Linked DNA regions of Homo sapiens: region 2 is linked to region 1. A link is a loop called in an ENCODE intact Hi-C map of the cell type or tissue named here. Cell type or tissue: PC-3. All regions are shown on one strand. Links, peaks and the distances in the headings refer to the core of each region. The heading gives the core; the rest is flanking DNA. Region 1 overlaps ADK (adenosine kinase). Region 2 overlaps ADK (adenosine kinase).

Region 1 (10,807 bases), core at 1,157-9,156:
AACTCACTTTTGTAGGTTTATTTTATTTTATTTTATTTTTTTGAGGTGGAGTCTGGCTCTGTCGCCCAGGTTGGAGTGCAGTGGCGTGATCTCCGCTCACTGCAAGCTCGACCTCCTGGGTTCACGCCATTCTCCTGCCTCAGCTTCCCGAGTAGCTGGGACTATAGGTGCCCACCACCACGCCTGGCTAATTTTTTGTATTTTTAGTAGAGACGGGGTTTCACCGTGTTAGCCAGGATGGTCTCGATCTCTTGACCTTGTGATCCACCTGCCTTGGCTTCCCAAAGTGCTGGGATTACAGGTGTGAGCCACCGTGCCCGGCCTATAGGTTTATTTTAATGGTATGGGCAAACTAAATCAGAGACTATTTTGAGCAAATGAGTGAGCCTGGTTTCTCACTATGGAAGAAGGGACAAACATATAGACAGGAGGAAGACAGGTAAGAATTCTGTGTAGAGGAATTGGATTGGAGGTGTCTGTGTACATATGGACATTTCTGTGTGTGTATGTATCTGTTGATGTGTGTGCATGTATTTTTGTATATGTATATGTATGTGTGTGTGTGTGTGTGTGTGTGTGTGTGAAGAGACATTCATATATTTCTTAGCTCTATTGCTGAAAGAGCAAAGGAGCGAAGTCACAATAGTAGTGACACACCTAGCGTTATTTCCCACTGTTAGTTTCCTAAGGCTGCTGTAATAAATTACCGTAAACTTAACAGAAATTTATTCTTTCATAGTTCAGGCGGCCAGAGCTCCAAACCGAAGGTGTTTGTGGGGTTGGTTCCTTCTTGGGGAGGCAGAGGGAGAACCTATCCATACCTCTCTCCTAGCTTCTGGTGGTTGTGCATAATCCTTGGAGCTTGATGGTTTGTGACATTATAACTTCAATTCCTGCCTTCATTGTCATATGACATTCACCCTATGTTTACCTGTCCAAATTTTACTCTTTTTATCAGAGTAATCCACTCATTAGGGCCGACTCTAATTCACTGTGACTTTATCTTAACTTCCAAAGACCCCGTTTCTAAATAAGCTCACATTCACAGGGTTAGTACCTGATTATGACTTTTTGAGGAGCACAGTTCAGTCCCTAATGCCTACTAAAACTAAAGCTCTTCACTCAAATGACTGGCTTCAGTCTGGGGCAGGGTAGGTACAAGATGAACCTAGAACATGTTGTAATGCCAAAAAGTAAGGAAATGCTAAAAAGTAAGATAAGTTGTTTGTTAAGTATACAGAATCTAGCTTGAAGAGTTCCCCACTGGTCAAATCTAGGGCAATTTGAGCATCAAATAATTAAATACAGTAATGAATTATAAGCTGTTGGAAATAAAGAACTTTATAAGACCATTCCAATCACTAATGGGTGGATGGATAGAAAATGAAGATATTTTACTTACAGTGGCATGCTGAAAGTTGACCAGCAAATGTGGAGGTTGTGCTAGAGTTGGGAAAAAACAAAACAAGGAAACCTCATTTTGCAGTCATCATGTTAAAGATTAGATCAGGCAAAAATCATCAATGGTTGTAACATCTAAGAGGACAGACATGTTGATGAAGAACAGAATATTTACATGGTCTTGAAATGTTGTATGGGAGAAGAGAAAAACAGCAACAATGCAGTGGAGAAATCAGACAACACATTGACAGGGTGATCACAAGTATCACCTCCAGTGAGAGTCAAATGAACATTGTTTGCCTCCTTATGTGTTTATCTGTCCCTGAGAAGTACACAACATCATCTATGCAGTTTCTGGCCCAGAATGCATCTCAACTCAATCACAAGAGAATATTATGCATACATACAGAAAAAGAAAGAATACAACTGAACATAGATGATAAAGAAAATGAGGTAAAAATGTGACAACAGATGAAAATGGATAAAGGTATTTTCTGTGTTTTTATTTTTGGAACTTTTTGTACATTGAAATGATTGCCAATGGAAAAGTTTAGATAAATTGTCCTAAAGTTACAGAGAACTTGCAGGGAAAAACATCTTAAAGTAGACTAATAGTGGAGAGTCATAAAAGACACTTGGCAAATCTTCTTAGTTGAATATTATTCAAACTATTCAGTCAGGGAACTGATTTTGTGCTAATTATGAAATGCATTATTGCATTGACTTTATGTCTCTTACAACATTAAATTATGTTACCTAGGATCAATTTGAGATTCAACACATGATAGTAGTTTAATACAGTGAAGTCATAACTTGCAACAAACTATCCCAATTTTAAGAATTAATTCTGAGCAATTTTTATATGCATGAAAAAGATGGTTAGAATTATTTGCAGACACTTGCATATTCTTTAGTCAAGTGGTCTTATTACCATAATTCATATCTGTTGTGGGAGTAGGGAAGAAAGAGATTTAAAAAATATCTATCAGTTCTTTCAATCAAGTTAGGTATAATATTAATAGACTTTGAGCTAAGAAAGTTTTCATGACCAGAAGAGGAGCAGGAACTGTCTAACATAGAAAATGTTTATGGTATACCATAATCAGTTATACAAATATAAAAGGAAAAAATGTTTGACTAGTGATACTCTCAAACTTGGATATCCAGAAGAGTGATTCTGTCAGTACACTAAAAGCAAATTCATCTATCAGGAGCTTTCATGTTTTCATTCAACAAATATTTATCCAGTGCCTATTATGTACCAGATAGTGTTATACTGTGAATCGGGAGCATATGTTAAAATAGACAATATAGTAGACATTATTCTCTAAAATTATTAACAATAGTAGCTAATACTCATATGATACTTACTCTGGGCCACATACCATTCTAAGATCTTTACATATAGTAATTCCTTTACCTCAAACAACCTTATTAGATTGGTACTATTATTACCTCTATTTTATTGATGAAGAAACAGAGGCACGGAGGTGTTAACTTTCTCCAGGTTTCACAGCTAAAAGTAGCAGACCCAGGATTTTGAATCCATCAGACTGGCTTGTGTCCAAGCTTTTTTTAATTAATTTTTTTTATTTTGACATAATTTGTAGATTCACATGCAGTTGTAATATAATACAGAGAGATCTCATGTACTTTTTACTCAGTTTCTCGAGGTAACTTCTTACAAAACTATAGAACCATATCATAACCATCATATTGACACTGATATAGTCAAGGCTCCAAATATATCTGTCACCACAATGATCCTTCATGTTGCCCACCCACTTCCCTCTGTTCACCTATTGAAAGACATCTTGGTTGTTTCCAGTTTGGAGCTATTACAGATAAAGCTGCTGTGAATATTTGCACATAAGTTTTTGTATGAACACCAATTTTTGGCTGGGCGTAATGGCTCACACCTGTAATCCCAGCATTTTAGGAGGCCGAGATGAGAGAATTGCTTGAGGCCAGAAGTTCATGACCAGCCTGGTCAACGTAGCAAGACCCCATCTCATTTTATAAAAATAAAAAATTATTTTTTAAAAGGAACATCAATTTTCATTACTTTAGACTGCCTCTAAGCTTTTAATTCTTACATTCTACCACCTCTCAATATATAGTAGGGAATAAATAGTAGAGAATGACTTGATGGTTAAGTTGACATTCAGAAGAGGCCTGAAGGAAGTGAAGAAAAAAGCCATACAGCTGTTTGGGGAAAGCACATTTCAAGCAGAGGGAACAAGCACAGAGGCCTTGAGAAGGAAATATGCCTAGAGTGTTTGAGACAGAGCAAGGCGGCTGGAAGGAGATGAGTTCTACAAGGCAGCTATGAGCCAGGTCTATAAGATGTGGCTGCTATATAGAAAATAGATGGTGGTTGGGCAAGTGTTGAAGCATGGGGAACTATTAAGAGGCTGCCCATCGGAGCTTGCAGTGAGCCGAGATCCCGCCACTGCACTCCAGCCTGGGCGACAGAGCGAGACTCCGTCTCAAAAAAAAAAAAAAAAAAAAAAAAAGAGGCTGCCCATGTGAGAGATGATGGTAGCTTAGACTTATGGTGGAAGTGTTAAAGATGGTTCAGATTCTAGATATGTTTTGAAGAAGAGCTCACAAAAATTTTTCTGATGGGCTGACAGTTGGATATGAGAAAAGGAAAGGAGGCAAGAATGATTCCATTTACCAGGTTCCAAGAGAATGATTACAGAAACCAATAGATTGCCTTATTTATTTATAGTAGGAAATGTAGTTATCACATCGGCCCAAATGTTTGTGTCTGCTTAATCCGCATATCTGTTTCTTTAGGCAAACTTGCATTGGAATGTAATGGCGACTGCAGAATCAGGATAAGGGGACTTGAATAAATCAGTCTTTAAATGCATCTGAGGCCGGGCATGGTGGCTCATGCCTGTAATCCCAACACTTTGGGAGGCCGAGGTGGGCAGATCACTTGAGGTCAGGAGTTTGAGACCAGCATGCCCAACATGGTGAAATCTTATCTCCACTAAAACTACGAAAATTAGCCAGGTGTGGTAGCTGGCACCTGTAATCTCAGTTGCTCGGGAGGCTGAGGCACGATAATTGCTTGAACCTGGGAGGCGGAGGTTGCAGTGAGCCTAGATTGTGCCACTGTGCTCCAGCCTGGGCAACAGAGCAAGACTCTGTCTCCAATCAATCAATCAATCAATCAGTAAGATACATTTCACTCCAGCCTGGACAACAGAGCAAGACTCTATCTCAGTCAATCAATAAGATACATTTATCTCTTTAGTAGGGACCTGAAAAAATTAAATTCCATAGACAAAAGGCTTTCTGAGCTCTTCTTTAATAAGTAGTGTTGGCAGATGCAGTGGCTCATGCTTATAATTCCAGCACTTTAGGAGGCCAAGGCGGGAGGATCCCTGAGGCCAAGAATTTAAGACGAGCCTGGTCAACATAACAAGTCCCTGTCTCTACCAAAATAATAATAATAATATTTAGACATGGTGGCTTGTGCCTGAGGTCCCAGCTACTCGAGACGCTGAGGTGGGAGGATCCCTTGAGCCCAGGAGGTCAAGCCTGCAGTGATCCATGGTTGCACCACTGCACTCCAGCCTGAGCAACAGAATTTTTATTTTTATTTAAAATAAAAGTAGCACAAACATTTGCTTTTGTTTCTCTTTCATAATGCACCAACACTACCCTAACCCCCAACATAATCCTTTTGTAGATTTGTTAATATATTCAGACAGGCCATATTCCATATCTGATCCTACTTAGTGGTTTGATGGTTGGCTAAAAGGCAGTATTAATATCTGTTATTTCCATGCTATTGAGGGATATCTCACATTGATCATCCTTGTATTGGCAATAGAAATAAATGGTGATAGTATTTTTTTCATTTAGATAAATTTAGCACTGCTCTTAGTATTATTGAAACTTAGTTTAGGAATGTATCATTTATCTATAATCATTTATTGCTGAAGTGAACCCTTCTTTAAATTTTCCTCTTCCAAATATTGATGTAGTTCTTTCTTTCTTCATCAGTTCCATGCATACAATTCAATTTTCTTCATGACACGGGATCATCATCTATAACGTCTGTTACTTATAGGACTATTCTATGAGTCTCTTCAAGTGTATACATGTATTTGCTTTTATTTTAAGTTACTCAAATTGTTATATATTTTGAGTACTTATATATACATTTTAATAATTTTACTAGCCCTGGAGCTGGTGGTGTGTCATCTTCAACTTCCTTTTTAAATTCCTTCTAATTTCTTAGGGTGGGAAAAATCTAATTCAGTAGATTGAATTTTTAGAAAAGAGTAGATAAACTGATGTCTAAATATTTAGGTATTTGTCTATTCTGGAACCTTTTTGCTTCATGATTTTTCTTTTTTACTTTGCATTCCTGAGATTTCCTTTCATGAACTGGAAGGCTTTACTTTACTAAGTGACTCAGCAGTAGCTCTATGTATCTTTTAGTTGGAAATGCCTTTGGCTCTATGCATGCACACACTGCCCATTAATTAGCAAACCAACATAGAATCATCTGTTGATGACAAAATTACCAAAATGGATCATCCATAAGTGTTTATACTGCAAACAGTGTATCAGAAATGTCATAATCTCATTCATTAAGAAATTTACATACACACCAGATTTTAGAGTGCTCATTCATGATGAATGTCTACTTCCACACTGTTTGTTTGGAAACATTCAATAGCCAGTCTTGAATTTAAAAAATTTAATTGAATGCTTAAAGAATTACAAGTGTTCCTTTCCTTGGCTCTAATGCTAACCAAAGTGCTTTTCTAAACTGCTAAGAATGGACTGAAGATTCTGCTGAGGGCTGTAGATACTTATCTGCCTAATTGAGCCATCATTTGTTGACATGAAGAAAACCACGTGACCTACTTTAATGCATTTCTCAGTAGCAGCAGGAGGCTAGAATGTAGTTCATCCAACAGTAAAACTAGCAGCAGTATTATTAGACATGTGAAAATAGCATTGGTTATGGGATTAGTTTTGTAAAGTAAGGATAGTAATATAAAGGTATATAGTCATAATATAAACAGTATAGAGTGATTTTTTTATTTTCAAAATTATTTGAATCCAATAATCATTTAAGTCAGTCATTCAGTAACTATTTACCAATGTTTACAGTTGCCAGCTATATTAAAGGAATTGTTGACTTGTCAAAGTTGATTCATATGAGAGTAACAGTGTTAAAATCTGAAACTGGTATGGATTGCTAAAACGAAATACTTTGAGTACACAGGGAATTACTATGATCAAAACTATGCTGGATACATTAATTTGACCATGTGTCTTTAAATTGGAGGTGAGGAAGATTAGTTACAGATACATTAATTAGAAAGGTGTTATATTAGTCTAGGTTGAGGCTGATATAAGTAAGAAAGTAGGAAAGGATGCAAAAGCCCTTGGAAATGAATATTTGTGTGTGGTGAAGTAAAATGAGGTAGAGGTTACCCTTTTACATGACTTGAGAGAATCATGGCTCATTTAGTAAATCCAGAGGGAGAAATGATTTTCTATATATATAATGAGTTTGGAATACAGGAAGAATGCCAAAAATAACATCTTAAGGAATTCTTCCTAAATAGTGAAGAAAGAAATTAGTATCAACAGAAGAGACAGAAAAGGATGGTTATGAAAGATAGGAGGTCATCGCTGTCTAAAATGACTGATGGATTTTGATTACACCACTGGTGATAGAAAAAAAATTATTAGAGAAAAGTGTAGTCTGAGAACTATTTGATCTTAGTCTGTAATGAATGAAATATAAAATTTGAGACTATTTGGAAACTGTTTAACAAGTTTACACCCCCTTCCAGCAAATACAAAATTACAACAAATTTAAAGATGTTAATTGGTTTTTATTTGCAATTCTAAAATCGGACAACAACCTCATTCTATTAAATAGAATGAATATTCCAGTAAGCTGAGCAGAGGAAGTTGACTTTATAGACAGAAAAGGGCTGAGGAAAGCAAAAACAGAAAACAAAATGTGGATTGGTATTTCCAAAATTACTTTTCTTATAAAGGTTAAAGCAGAGGGGACTTCCTTATACCAGCTAAAACTGGTCTGTTTGGGGATCTGGCTATTATCTGTTTCTCCTGATTTCTTGGAAAGTAAGATAAACAACTATGTTTTAGCTTAGTGATGTGGAACTTCAGCTTGAGTGACTCCATTTTGGTTTGGTCTGGTGGGCCTAGTGCAGGAGCTTAGTCCAAACTAATGGGATCCTATACATTTTGTTTAACACTGCCAACATCCTGGTGCACGATCATCAGATTTCTCATTGAACAGGGAATGGATGACTTTGAATGTTGGAGAGCACCTGTGGTGAGTTGTTTATATATAATCTGTAAACTAGTTATGCACAGTAGCACTATATATGGGTCTATGTTGGACTAGAGGATAAAAAATAACTTGGCCTTCACCTCAGAGAGTTTAAGAATCACTATGCCACCAGAAAGATGGTAGTAGTAGGCACATTACATCGAGTGAAGACTGTTGGGTGAGAGGGAAGGTTTGCTTAAAGATATAAGAGATTTGAGTTTGTATATTGTCTAAGGAAGATATGATAGAACAGAAGACTGATAATGCAGTGTGGAAGAGTGATAACTGCTAGATGGAATTGAGATCAAAGGTTTATAGATGAAGACTTTATCCTTGGAAAAATACATTTACATTTATTTAATGTTTAGTTTTTAAATTAGATATTATGTAACTTGAGCCTCACAGTAATCCAATGAATTAGGTGACATATGGTTGGTATAATTCATCCGCCTTTACATTTAAGAAAATTGAGACACAAAAAATGTTGTGTGTTATCCACAGTCATGTGGTTAGTAAATGGGGAGATATTTTCATGCCCAGTTCTATGCTATAACTACTATTATGTCTGAAAATAAAGGCAGAAAAAAATACTTGAAGAAAAAATGGCAAAAAACCGCCCAAATTTATTGAAAAACATTTGTTTATACATCTAGGAAGCTCTTTGAACACCAAGTACAATAAATGCAAAGAGATGCACACCTGGCCTCATAATAGCAAAATCTTGACTATTTGACAAGGACAAAAGGAAAATCTTAAACTCAGCAAATCACAACAGGGGAACACAAAATTAACAGCTTACTTCTCACCGGTACCAATGAAGCCAGAAGGTAATGAGATAACATATTTAAAGTGCTGAAAGAAAAAAATCATCAGCAAATAACCTTATGTCCAGCAAAAATATGTCAAAAATAAAATGAAATATTTTCCTAGATAAGCAAGTCTAAGAGTGTTCATTGCTGGAACATCTGCCTTACCAAGAAATACTAAAGAAAATTCTTTAAGCTGAAATTAAATGACAACAGATAGCAATTTAAATCTATACACAAAAAACAAAGAGCATCAATAAAGGTAATTATGTAAGTAATTACAAAAGACAGTATAATGACATATTTCTTCACTATTCTCTCAACTCATTTAAAAGCAAATGCATACAGCAATTTGTGTATAATTGTATTTAGGCCCTATGACTTATTAGAATGTAATGTATATGATGATAACAGCAGAAAGGAGGTGCATGGCAACAAAGCTCTATTGGAGTGAGTAAGAAAAGGACACCAGATGGTAAACTAAATTCACAAGATGAAATGAAGAAAACCAGAATGGTAAATAAGAAGATTAATATAATAAACTCTTTAAATGCTTGTAGTCCTAGCTACTTGGGAGGCTGAGGCAGGAGAATCGCTTGAACCTGGGAGGCGGAGGTTGCAGTGAGCCAAGATCATGCCACTACGCTCCAGCCTGGAAATCATAAGGAATAGAAAATATATTTACTATTCATTAAGTGGAATTGAATCATCATAAAGGTCTTCATCCTCTTAGTCTTCATTTACTGTCTCCAAAAAAAAAAAAAAGTTTCCATGACTCTTCAGTAGATTATCATAAATTAAGATGTATATTGTAACCCTTAGGGCAACTGATGAGAAAATAACAAAAAATTCTAGTTAAAAATTATTAAAATGCCCCTATAATATGCTTAACTGATTTTTGACAAAGGTATAAAGCCAACTAATTGGTGAAAAGATAGCCTTTTCAAAATGTTGCTGTGGCAACATGACGTCAAAAGTGAAAAGTGGCCAAAAGACCAAAAAGTGAACCTTGACCTGATACAAAAATCGAGTAAATGGATCACAGCCTTAAATGTAAAACGATGAAACTTTTATGAAAAACATAGGAGACAATCTCAGAATCTAGGGGTAATCAAATTTCTACTGAAAATTTTAGTAGCCACAGCAAATAAGCAATAAATAGAAAGAAATGTCATTAAGGTTGGAAAGAAGTGAAACTACTCTTATTTGTAGATGACATTTTGCATATAGAAAATCTTAAGGAATCCACTAAGAAAAATAAAGGAGGACAGGTAGTGATAAATGCAAAAACAGAAAGTAATGAAATAGAAAACAAGAAAATAGAATTAAATCTAAAGCCTTTTTAAATAAAATTAACAAAATAATCAAAGTGGTCATAACACTAAGCAAGTGAAAAAAGAAAAGATAGAAGCAATATTATAAGTGAAAAACAATGTTTAATCATAAACAATTCTAAGAAATTTGGACCAATAAAAGTTTGACAAAAATCTGAAGTTCTCTAATTTGTTTATATATTTTTGGTATTTATGTATTTATTGTCATAGGTTTCTTAGTTAGATTCATGGCCAAAAGTACCATCCAAAAAACTATTTCCAAATGTATATTTTTAGCACATACCTCTTTTCTGATCTCCAAACTTAATGACCAACTGGTTATTTAGATTATTATATGCAAATAGACTTCTTAATATACAGTGTCAATCCTGTTTCTCTTATGTTTAATACATCTCTGTATATGGTACCACTGCAGGGTTTGACTCATGTGCCCTAGCCAAACCCTAGGAGTCATCCTTGATTTTTTCTTTTCCTTCAATAAGTCCCTATCTTTATATCTGGAACCCATTTACTCTTCTTTTATCAGCAATTACCATTCTATTACAGACCATTAGTATTTTTCTCCTGCCCTACTGCTATAGTCTCCTGACTGATCTCCTTCTACTTTTTAACCCTTTCAAACCATTCTCCACAGAATAGCTGGAGTGGCCTTTTAAAAATGCAAACCAGCATAAAACATTTTGATGTTTAAATCCCTCTCATGGCTGCCAATGATTGCTCATAGAATAAACTCCAAACTTTCTGCCATGGTGTATAAAGCCCTACATGTCTTACATGGCTTTCCTCCTACCTGTCTAATATCATCTTATTCTAGTTCTTTCTCATTGATTATTCCTTTAACAACCAAGCCCTTTTCCTTCAAAAGTCCTTCACTCTTACTCCTCCTTCCTGGAATGCTCTTCACTGTTTTCTAAGGGCTG
Region 2 (10,807 bases), core at 862-8,861, 72 kb after region 1:
TTACTTGAAAACAGTTTACAGAAAAACTCTTTACCCTGACATGTATTGATTTGTTGCTTTGTGTTTTTTGAGACAGGGTCCCACTCTGTCACCCAGGCTGGATTGCAGTGGTATGATCATAGCTCACTGCAACCTCAAACTCTGGGGCTCAAGCAATCCTCCTACCTCAGCCTCCCTAGTAGTTGGGACTACAGGCGTGTGCCATCACACCTGGCTAAATTCTGAGTTGTTTTTTATATTGAAGCCTTAATCTTTCATTGAGGAATACCACAATAAACAGACTGAGCTTGCTGTTGAGAAGTTGTTGAGGACAACATAGTCTTCTGTATTAATGTTTAACATATTAAAGACCCTATGAAAAGTTTATTTTAGAATCACGTGTTTCTTATAAGAAAGTGACATTTTTGGCCGGGCACAATGGCTCACGCCTGTAATCCCAGCACTTTGGGAGGCCGAGGCGGGTGGATCACGAGGTCAGGAGATCGAGACCATCCTGGCTGAAGCGGTGAAACCCCATCTCTACTAAAAATACAAAAAATTAGCCAGGCGTGGTGGCGGGCGCCTGTAGTCCCAGCTGCTCAGGAGGCTGAGGCAGGAGAATGGCGTGAACCCGGGAGGCGGAGCTTGCAGTGAGCAGAGATCGCGCCACTGCACTCCAGCCTGGGCGACAGAGCGAGACTCCATCTCAAAAAAAAAAAAGTGACATTTTTATCTCTTCAAGCATGAAAAGTAGATAACTAGGCATGTCTTACTTTTTGCTTTCACTGTCAAGAAATTGGAAACAAATTCAGAGCTAATTCAAGACGCCTCTGCCATGTATTTCTTTTTCTCCCCAATCTTATACTGTTCTGTTTTCTCTGATCATTTTTTTTAGGTTGTCTCACTAATTATGGAACAATGGCAGGGATGTGTATGAAAGAGTGAGCAGGTAGATAAGTCAATAGATGAATGCTGTTGCCTCCTCAAATCATTAGTTGTATGAGCTTGGGTGAGTTAAACAACCTTTCTGCACTGTTAATTTCATCTGCAAAATGAGAGGATTAATAGATCAAATATTTGTAGCTGCAGAACTCTGTTTTCATGGGAAATAATTTGGAAGCCCGAAATAGAAGCCAAGTAGTAGCAGAACTGTTGTGTCAGGCCAGTGCCATAGTGGCCGGGAAACTAAGCCTCATTTTTTATCCAGATCATATTAGAACTGCCTCTTGGAACAAAGAAACACTACCTCTAGTGTTTCTGCAATACAGTGTTCTGTATTACAGCCTTGACTACTCTACTTTTTCCCCCACTCCAGTCAAGTTTTACATTTTGTAGTAGGCCTCCTTTTTGCCATCTTCGTGAAGATTCTGAATTTTCCTGGATGGATAAAAATCATAAGGATAATAAATGGATATTTCAGTGTTTTTTTAGTCAGTGGTTTGCAAAACCACCTGGAGGGCTTGGGAAAACACAGGTTGCTGTGTCCTACCCACACAGGTTTCTGATTCAGTAAGTCTGGGGTATGACCAAGATATTGCATTTTGAGCAACTTTCCGAGTGATTCAGAAATTATACTTTGAGAACTACTATCCTATGTGAGTATTAAAAATGTATTTTAGTCACTTTTCTTATTTTAAAAATTACATCAAATCATATAACTTCATAAAGCTCAGAAAACAATGTCTGAGTAATATATGGTTTTTGAAAAATAACATTTAAGTGACATATTCCGATGTCATGGAGCAAGTGAGAAACTGGTTTGAAATGTTTGCTATCTAGTGTCAAGGGCTATCTATCCCTTTTTGACTTCTTGTGCTACTGGTGCAAATGGATAGATATTAATCCTGCAGCAATCAGGATTTGCTTCAGCAATAAAGAAATTATTGATGTCTGAAAGCAATCCTTTCCTTTTGACATGTTGGCAGCACCTAAGAAGAAAATGTCAGGGTCAATATAAGTGCATTTACTGACAGTTTGGCTCTTTCCTATGTTACAGAAAATGATTTCACATTTAGCTTTTATCAAAAACAGAAACACTGACCACTCTGAAGGATATAAACAATAGCTTTCAGCTTAGTCATTTTCCACTTATAAAGTGATACTTTCATAGAAATAAACAATGCAAACTTCAGAGAGCCAAAACAATTACACAGAAAAAAATCATTGCATTTTTGCCATTTTTAACTCAGATTTAAAACAACTGTGTCTGGTAGTAACTGGAGAAAAATCACTGTTTTGTGTTCTGTTAAGTTAAAACAGTTAAAATCACTTTATGATAAAATATGGCCAAAAAGAAGAATCATCTTCAATTAGGTACTTCAAGATCACTTGTATTCTCTGCTTCTCTTTCAGAGCCTGATCCATGTATTTCTTAAACTTCTTCATCATATATAAAATTTCGTGTTTATAAAATTTCCACTAAAACCTCAATTATTAGTTTCATGAATCAGAAGTTACAATTAGTTTCATTTCTGGCTCACCAAGATTTGTCAATTTCTGGATAAAAGGGACTCCCTATTCAGAATATCCCTTTAAATCTTTTTTAAAAGTGCACCTTTGATGTGTACATGTTTTTATGTTATTTATGGCTTCTGAAAATATTATGCAAAAAAATTGTTATGGAAACAACCCAAATGTCCACAAGCAGGAAGATACATTGTGATAGATCCATACAATGGAATATCATTCGTTCATAAAAAAGAATAAAGTACTGATGCATGATAGAATGTGAGTGAACCTCAATATCAAGAAAATGGACGAAGCCAGACATAAAGGATCACATATTGTATGATTCCATTTATATGAAGTATCCATAATAGGTAAATCCACAGAAACAAAAGCAGATTGGTAGTTGCCAGGGACTTGTGGGGAGTGAGGAATGGGGAATAACTTTTTAATGGGAAGATAGGGTTTCTTCTTGGGGTGCTAAAAATGTTGAGAAGTAGATAGAGGTCATGGTTGCACAACACTGTGAATATAATTTTATGTGAATTTTACCTCAATTTTTTAAAGAAATCAGTTGATTTAAGACTTAACTGAATTCTAGAATTTTTGAAATGAAGGTGTTTCTCAAGGTCATCCAACCCAATCTCCTGTTTTTCACAAATGAAAAAACTAAAACTCATCAAGATTAAATACTATATATCACTAAGATTGCCTAGTAGCTAGTCCAAACCCAGGCCAGAATTTGAGTATCTGGATTTTTAGCCCAGTGATTTCTTTTTAAACTACTGCATGCTGCTTTATTATCAATTGCTATTTTTTTTAAATTTTTTTCTGGGAACATACTACAAGTGTTAGTTTAAAAGTAAACTAACATAAAAGTAAATACAAAAAGAAGCATAGCTTCCTTTGTGCCACATATAAGAAATGTAGACATAGAGAGTGTTTATTGCAGTAATTTGCCAAAAAGCAAGCCATAGTTTAAATTAGAAGAGGTTTATTCCCTGCAGCACTTTCACAATCACAGAAGGCACCTATATTTTAAATGTAGTCTACATTGGCCTGGCTTATGAACTGCAACCTTCTATGATTGCAATTCACTTTTTTAAATTAAAAAAAATTTCAAAATAATTTTTGCATAATTATTAGCACATTCTACCACTTGATAATTTTTTGTTTCTTTCAATAGACGAAAGCACTCACATTGTAAAAAAATTATATAAATGACCTTGTCTTGTGATGAAGCTAGAAGATCTGTTTTCAACGAAACTATTCTCAGAGGCATCTAGGGAGAAACATTTGAGTCAGGTTGGGAGTTAGAGATAGAAAGCAGCAGCAATTAAAGCAAGATAATGTATTACCCCCTGGAAATTGGGTGTTATACTCAAATGTAAAGGACTTGTATTGATTTAGTGCTAGCCTCAGAAAATAGTCAGATGTCCTCATTTTAAGGGAAAACTTTAGGAAATGTAATTATATCGTTTCTTTCTCTCTAAATCTGCCTTAGTTTTCAATTTCTTTATGTAGTTCGTTACTAAGAGGAAGCTACACTCTCATTACCACACTAAATGGATTTTCTATTAATATTTATCTCCAATGTTATTTTTATCTGGGTTGTTGTTTTCATTTCTACTTAGTATGTATTTTCTTCTTTCCTTTTAGTTCAGAGGTCAACAAAGTATGGCCTATGAGCCATACGCTACAATAGCAGAGTTGAGTGGTTGCAACAGATACCATGTGGCCTGCAAACCTAAAATATTTATTGGGGCATTTTACAGAAAACACTTGCCAGTCCTTGCTTTAGTTGACCAAGTAGAAAAGGAAGAGCAGATTCTACAGAGTGAATAAATATCACCAGCAAAGGAAAGGATATAGAAAGGTACAGGATTTATACTTAGGCTAGCTAGAAACTCCATATGGTCAAAGTAAGAGTTTTGTGGATGTGAGTCATCAGAGATTATATAGGAAAGATAGATTACTGTCAGATTTAGAGGATTTTTAATGCCACTTCAGGAACTTGAGCTACTATTGTTTAGGAAATGAGTCATTTAAGGTTTTTTGAACAAAGGAGCTTTGCCAGAGCAGGAAAGTGTTGCAGTAGGGTTTACAAAGTAATGAGAGTTATCAACTAAAGTTATATTAATAGGAAGGATGACATAGTTCCAGGAGTTGCTGTATAATTAAAATTGATAGGACCTTAGACACTGCATTTTGAGACAAAGAGATAATAGTTTAAAGATTAAAACTTCATTGGGCAGAAAAATTATTATTTATACACATATTAGGGAAGTAAAGAGCTAATTTTTGTGGAAGGTTTAAGTTGATGGAGAAGGATTATAACACTACATAGGATAAGAAACAAAACTGATTACTAGTTATCAGCATTACTGAAGTTGTTCACTCATCCCAGGCACAGGCAATTTTTTACTCGCCATATTTTATCTCCAGGGCACCCAGCTGCCATCATCTTGTCAGGGTCCATCTCTTTATAAAATCCTCTTACTTTGCTCTCCAGAATCCCACCCTGATACACAGATTTACTTACGCTACCTCATACAGAATAAAGTACTTCCATTTTCCAAGTACTCTGAACCATGCTCAAGAAGGGCTTTAGCTCTCTCAAATAAAAAGACTTATCTCAAGGTGTTTAATTCAAGTAGAGCCACAGTTCCGAAACTGTGCACTGACACCCCAGGGTACTGCAGCAGACTCACAAGAGTGCTACAGGATATTTTATATCGGTTTCAAAATTAAATTTTGCTACATTCCTTTTGGATGATGTCTTTTTAAAAAATAATTACTGTTGTTGTTTTTTTTTTAATATGTACCTCCTGAAAAATCAATGCAGAATGGGAAATGAAGGTAGCAGTATCCACTTGGAATACAAGGCTTGAAGAGTGTGCAGTATTCCATAAGCATACATATTCATTTAGTAAATACAGTTAACCCTTGAACAGTGCCGGGGGTTAGAGGCACTCCCCTCCCCCGGGTAGTTGAAAATCCATGTATAACTTTTGACTCCCCAGAAACTTTACTAAGAGCCTACTGTTGACCAGAAGCCTTACCTGTAACATTAATCATTGATGAACATGTATTTTGTATATTATATGTATTATACAGTGTATTTTTGTAACACAGTAAGCTAGAGAAAAGAAAATCATAAGGAAAATATATTCATTGATATGGTTTGGCTCTGCTTCCCCACTCAAATCTCATCTCGAATTTTAATCCCCATAATCTCCACATGTTAAGGGAGGGACCTGTTAGGAGGTCATTAGATCATGGGGGCCATTTCCCCCATGCTGTTCTTGTGATAGTGAGTTCTCGTGGAACCTGTTAGTTTTATAAGTGTTTGACAGTTCCTCTCTCATGTGCCCTCTCTCGCCTGCTGCCATGTATGACATGCCTGCTTCCCCTTCTGCCATGATTGTGTTTCCTGAGGCCTCCCCAGCCATGCAGAACTGTGAGTCAATTAAACCTCTTTTCTTTATAAATTAGTCAGTCTTGGGCAGTTCTTTATAGGAGTGTGAAAACGGACTAATACATTTATTGTTCATTAAGTGGAGGTGGATCATCATAAACATCTTCATCCTAGTAGTCTTCACACTGAGCAGGCTGAAGAGGAGGGTGGGGAAGAGCTGGTCTTCCTGTCTCAGGGGTAGCAGGGGTGGAAATGATGAAGGAGGTGGAAAGGATGGCAGAAGAGGTAGGCATACTCAGTGTAACTTTACAGAAATACGTTGTAATTTCTGTCTTATTTTTCATTTCCCTAAAAATGTTACTCTAAAAATGTTTCTATATGGCACCTATCCTTCCACCTTTTGCTTTTGGTTCAGTGCCCATATCATAGAAGGGTCCATGTTGTAAAAGAAGTCAAAAGCAGTCTTTTGAATAACTGGAATCATTCTGTTATATGGTCTAATATGAATTTGTTTCTGGCACTACTTATTCTACATCTTCTTTCTCATCATCTGGCACTGATTTGGAAGCACTCATCTCCATCAAGTCATCTTCTGTTAATTCCTGTGATATGGTGTCTGTTAGCTCTTGAATTACTCCAAGATCCGTATCTTGAAACTCTTCAACTTCCCCCCACTTTTTTTTTTTTTTTTTTGCCATATCCACAGTCTCTTTTATGATATCCTTGATTGACTCTGTTGTAAATCCTATGAAGTCATATACACCATTGGACACAGTTTTTCTCTAGCATCAATTTATTTTTTTGGGCTTGATGGCTTTCATGGCTACTTTTGTAACAATGGCGTTTTCCATGATTTGATTCTTTCAGATATCCTTGGTGTTCTCTAAGTTGAGGTCTACTTCCATAGCATTGACAATCTTTTCTATAGATTACCATGTGTAATGATCTTTAAAGGTCCTTATGACCCCCTAATCTAGATCTGAATTAGAGATATTGTGTTTGATGGCAAGTAGACCACTTTGACACCTTTGTTGTTGAACTCCTGGTGTGGGTGACCCGGGGCATTGTTCAATATCTAAAGAAATTTAAAAGACAGTTCCTTACTGACAAGGTACTTCTTTGTCAGCAGAAGTTACTTCTCCTCTTATCCATTTTTTGAAGCCAAACCTCTTTCTAAAAATGTCAAGCCATCCTTTGCTGACATTAAATTCTCCAGCTTTAAATCCTTCACCTTCCTTTTGCTTTAAGTTGTCATATAATGACTTCAAGTCTTACTAGAGTATGCCTTTCTTATAGCAATTCTGTACTCACATTGTATTTTAAATATAAGATAAAAAGATATTTTACAGAAACTTCAAGGTTTTCATGCCTGCTGTCGTAGCTGCAGTGATGGCTCCACAAAGTCCTCCCCCAACCACAATGGTCCTTACACTGGATTCATCTATCTTGAAATGGTGGGCAACCACAGCTGCAGACCTCAATCTACGGTACATATCAAGCAAGTCAGCTTTTTTTTGTAATGATTTTTCTCTGCTTCTTGGGAGCACTTCCAGCATCACTAGTGACATTTCATATGGGTCCCATGGTGATGTTCAAGATTTACAGTATTGCACTAAACATGATGAAAAATAATTCAAGAACCATGAGAGATCACTTTTTATTGCAATATGCAATTTACTGTAAGATGTAGGGTTCACTCAGAGATGATTAGCATCAGATGTCATTTTCAATGGATACAACACTTGAGCTCACTGCAAAAGCAACAGGTGGTAGTTACAACGTTGTTACAATAGTACAGTATTTACTGCAGTTCATTTTATGCAGTTAGGATTTAATACTGAATTTTTACATTTGTTTACATTTCTCTTGACTCAAATGCTGCCGTGTATGGTCTGTAAGTGTTTGCCTGTGTAAGTTTTGATAGATTTTAACTTTTTATAATACATTTTTATAGTTTTATGATAGTGATAAAATAGTATCTACATATACTTTATGAGTTCATGACATACTTAACAATTTTTATCAATATTTCTAGGCTACACAGTTTGTCTGTAGAGTATTTCAAACTATCACAAATTTCCAAAAAATTTTCTGATATACTTCTTGAAAAAATTTTTACACACAAGTGGATCCATGCAGTTCAAACCCAAGTTGTACAAGGGTCAACTGTATTGTAGTTATTTTTTAATGAGATTTTAAAAACTTTTTTCAATTTATATGTATTTTTCTTAACTGAGTATTAAATTCTGAAGCTAGTACTTATTAAATTGTTTGGACTTAACATTAAACAGGACTGTTAGGCATTTGTTAGCATACCATGAAAAAATGAAAAAAATAACAAAAACACTAAAAACACTGTAAACTGGGAAAGTTTCAGATTCTCTGAATTTGAGAGAGTTGTTCAACTCTAAAATGAATGCATTCTTCCATAAGCATGTGAAAAGGCAGCAGTCTTTCTTTTTTCTCTTTTTTTCAAAATTGCTTTCTAGACTGGGCACAGTGGCTCACACTTGTAATCCCAGCATTTTGGGAGGCTGAGGTGGACAGATCGCTTGAGCCCAGGAGTTTGAGACCAGCCTGGGCAACATGGTAAAACCCCATCTCTACAAAACATCCAAAAATTAACCAGGTGTGGTGGTGCACACCTGTAGTCTCAGCTTCTGTGGAGGCTGTGAGGTGGGAGAATCGCTTGAGCCCAGGAGGCAGAGGTTGCAGTGAGCCGAGATCGTGCCACTCCACTCCAGCCTGGTGACAGTGAAATCCCCTCTCAAAAAAAAACAAAAAAACAAATTTGAAAACACATTCTAGTGACATGGGATTTTGTGTAGCATCTTAACAAAAATGTAATCACATATTTAAAAATTTTCTGTGCTTTTTGCTGTATCAAACAAAAAAAGTAAGAAGTGCTCTTCCCTTTAAGGTTATGGTCAGGTCAGAGTGGTAAGACAAATACAAGTTGCTTATATCATTAAGTAAAATAAAATAATTACCCTCATTTATTTCATAATATCACATATTATGGGCATTCAAAGAAGAATGTGTACATCTGTTAGTGGGAATGAAGAAAGAATTTGTTAGATTTTAAATGGGCATTGACATGTTGGTAAATTCTAACATGTAGAGGTAGTGGACATTTCAGATAGAAGGAAAAACATAAAAACTCAAGATTTATTTTGGGAGAAGCAAATTATTCTATATGACTGAAGCAAGGACATATGTTATGAAGTAATGTAGATTACAGCTGGTTTACTATAAGTTGGAGTACTATCGTGGAGCACTTTGAATGCTGGGGTGTGAGGCATTTGGATTCAATTTACTAGGAAAAGAAGAGTGATTAGGGTGATTAATCTGTCAGCAAGATATAGGATGATTAAATCAAGGAGAGAAAGGAGGCAGGGATAGCTTTTTAAAAGGGAATGATGGATTTTGCTTTATGTATATGTATTTCAAAGGAAACACCAAACTGTTGATCTTTAAAGAGCATACTTTTGTTCAGCACTGTAACTAACAGTTGTAACATAAAACTCACTTTTCTGATGGGAGGCAGAAGACTTTCTAACTTTCTTGTTATTTCTAGAGGAATAATATCAATACAATGTAAATATGTATGGAATGCATACTATAGGCCAAGAACTATATTAAGCATTTATTTAATTCTCACAACCCTTGAGAGACATTATTATTCCCATTTTACAGGTGAGAACAGTAAAGCCTAGTAAAGTTAATGTTGTCCAGAGTCACATAGTTAATAAGTAGACAGATTAGCAAAAATTTTTAAAATAAGTTTACTAGTTGGTTTAAACTAAGGAGAATTGAGTTAATTCTCCTTGGGTCTTATCAAATTATCTTCATCTGACTTAGGCATAGTTTCTCTCTTTTTTTATTTTTCATATCACTCCTGATCTCTTCCCACCATGGGTACTCTTAATGTGTTTGATATGGCTCTTACATTTGGATGTGTCCTTTAAGACTGTATTGTGTTATTTTAGATGCATGCATATGTGTTTAAATTATACATAATATATAAAAGGGTAAATTATAGCTTGTCTGATTTGATATATATGTTTCTACTCTATTGCTTTTATATTTTTATTTTATAAGAAACACACATTTTTATTTTATAAGAAACAAGGTCTTGCTATTAATATGTTACCAAGACCAGAATGCAGTAGTTATTCACAGGTGTGATCATTGTGCAGATAGCCTTGAACTCCTGGCCTCACCCTATCCTCCCACTTGAGCCTCCTAAATAGCTGGAACTACAGGTGCATGCAGCTGGGCCTGGCTTAGTTTACTGCTTTTTTAAAAATAATTTACAAATAATAATTGTACATATTCATGGAATACATTATGATTTTTTTTTTTTTTTGAGACGGAGTCTCACTCTGTCGCCAGGTTGGAGTGCAGTGGCGCGATCTCGCCTCACTGCAACCTCCACCCCCTGGGTTCAAGCGATTCTCCTGCCTCAGCTTCCTGAGTAGCTGGGACTACAGGTGTGCACCACCATACCTAGCTAATGTTTGTATTTTTAGTAGAGATGGGGTTTCACCATGTTGGCCGGGATGATCTCGATCTCTTGACCTCTTCATATGCCTGCCTCAGCCTCCCAAAGTGCTGGGATTACAGGCGTAAGCCACCGTGCCCGGCCCATAATGATGTTTTGATACCTGTAATGTATAGTAATCAGACAGGGATAAATAGCATATCCATCATCTCAAACATTTATCATTTCTTTGTGTTAAGAACATTTAATATCCTCCATCTACCTATTTAAACTATTTAATATATTTTTGTTAACTAAATAGTCATCCTGCAGAGGTATAGAATTCTATAACTTACTCTTATCTAGTTGTAATTTTGGTATCCTTTAACAAATTTTTCCCTATCCTTCCTTTCCCCCTACTTTCCCAGCCTCCAATATCCTCTGTTCTACCTTTTACTTCTATAAGATCAACTTTTTTTTAT

Evidence for each region. A loop is a pair of places that touch in the nucleus more often than their neighbours do. Peaks named below come from ENCODE experiments on the same cell type or tissue, not always from the same donor. Only the 100,000 strongest peaks of a DNase experiment are listed, where the experiment ranks them.
Region 2: it touches region 1 in a loop (2.5-fold over the local background); 2 of 110 quality-filtered maps call a loop at or near these places.

What each region holds. Positions count from the first base shown.
Region 1 is chr10:74,427,175-74,437,981 of GRCh38, forward strand. The region is part of intron 6 of ADK (adenosine kinase); the gene reads left to right. Among named protein-coding and RNA genes, the nearest start is that of ADK-AS1, 97 kb to the right of the region's middle. In PC-3, for the core only: no CTCF peak of the experiment used is centred there; DNase peaks (open chromatin) are centred at 5,847 and 6,447; H3K27ac peaks cover 1,543 bases.
Region 2 is chr10:74,499,001-74,509,807 of GRCh38, forward strand. The region is part of intron 6 of ADK (adenosine kinase); the gene reads left to right. It overlaps ADK-AS1 (ADK antisense RNA 1), which reads right to left. Exons shown (of 5, transcript NR_120673.1): 3 at 10,392-10,509; 4 at 9,372-9,415; 5 at 7,498-7,593. Among named protein-coding and RNA genes, the nearest start is that of ADK-AS1, 25 kb to the right of the region's middle. In PC-3, for the core only: no CTCF peak of the experiment used is centred there; a DNase peak (open chromatin) is centred at 4,421; H3K4me3 peaks cover 561 bases; H3K27ac peaks cover 2,213 bases.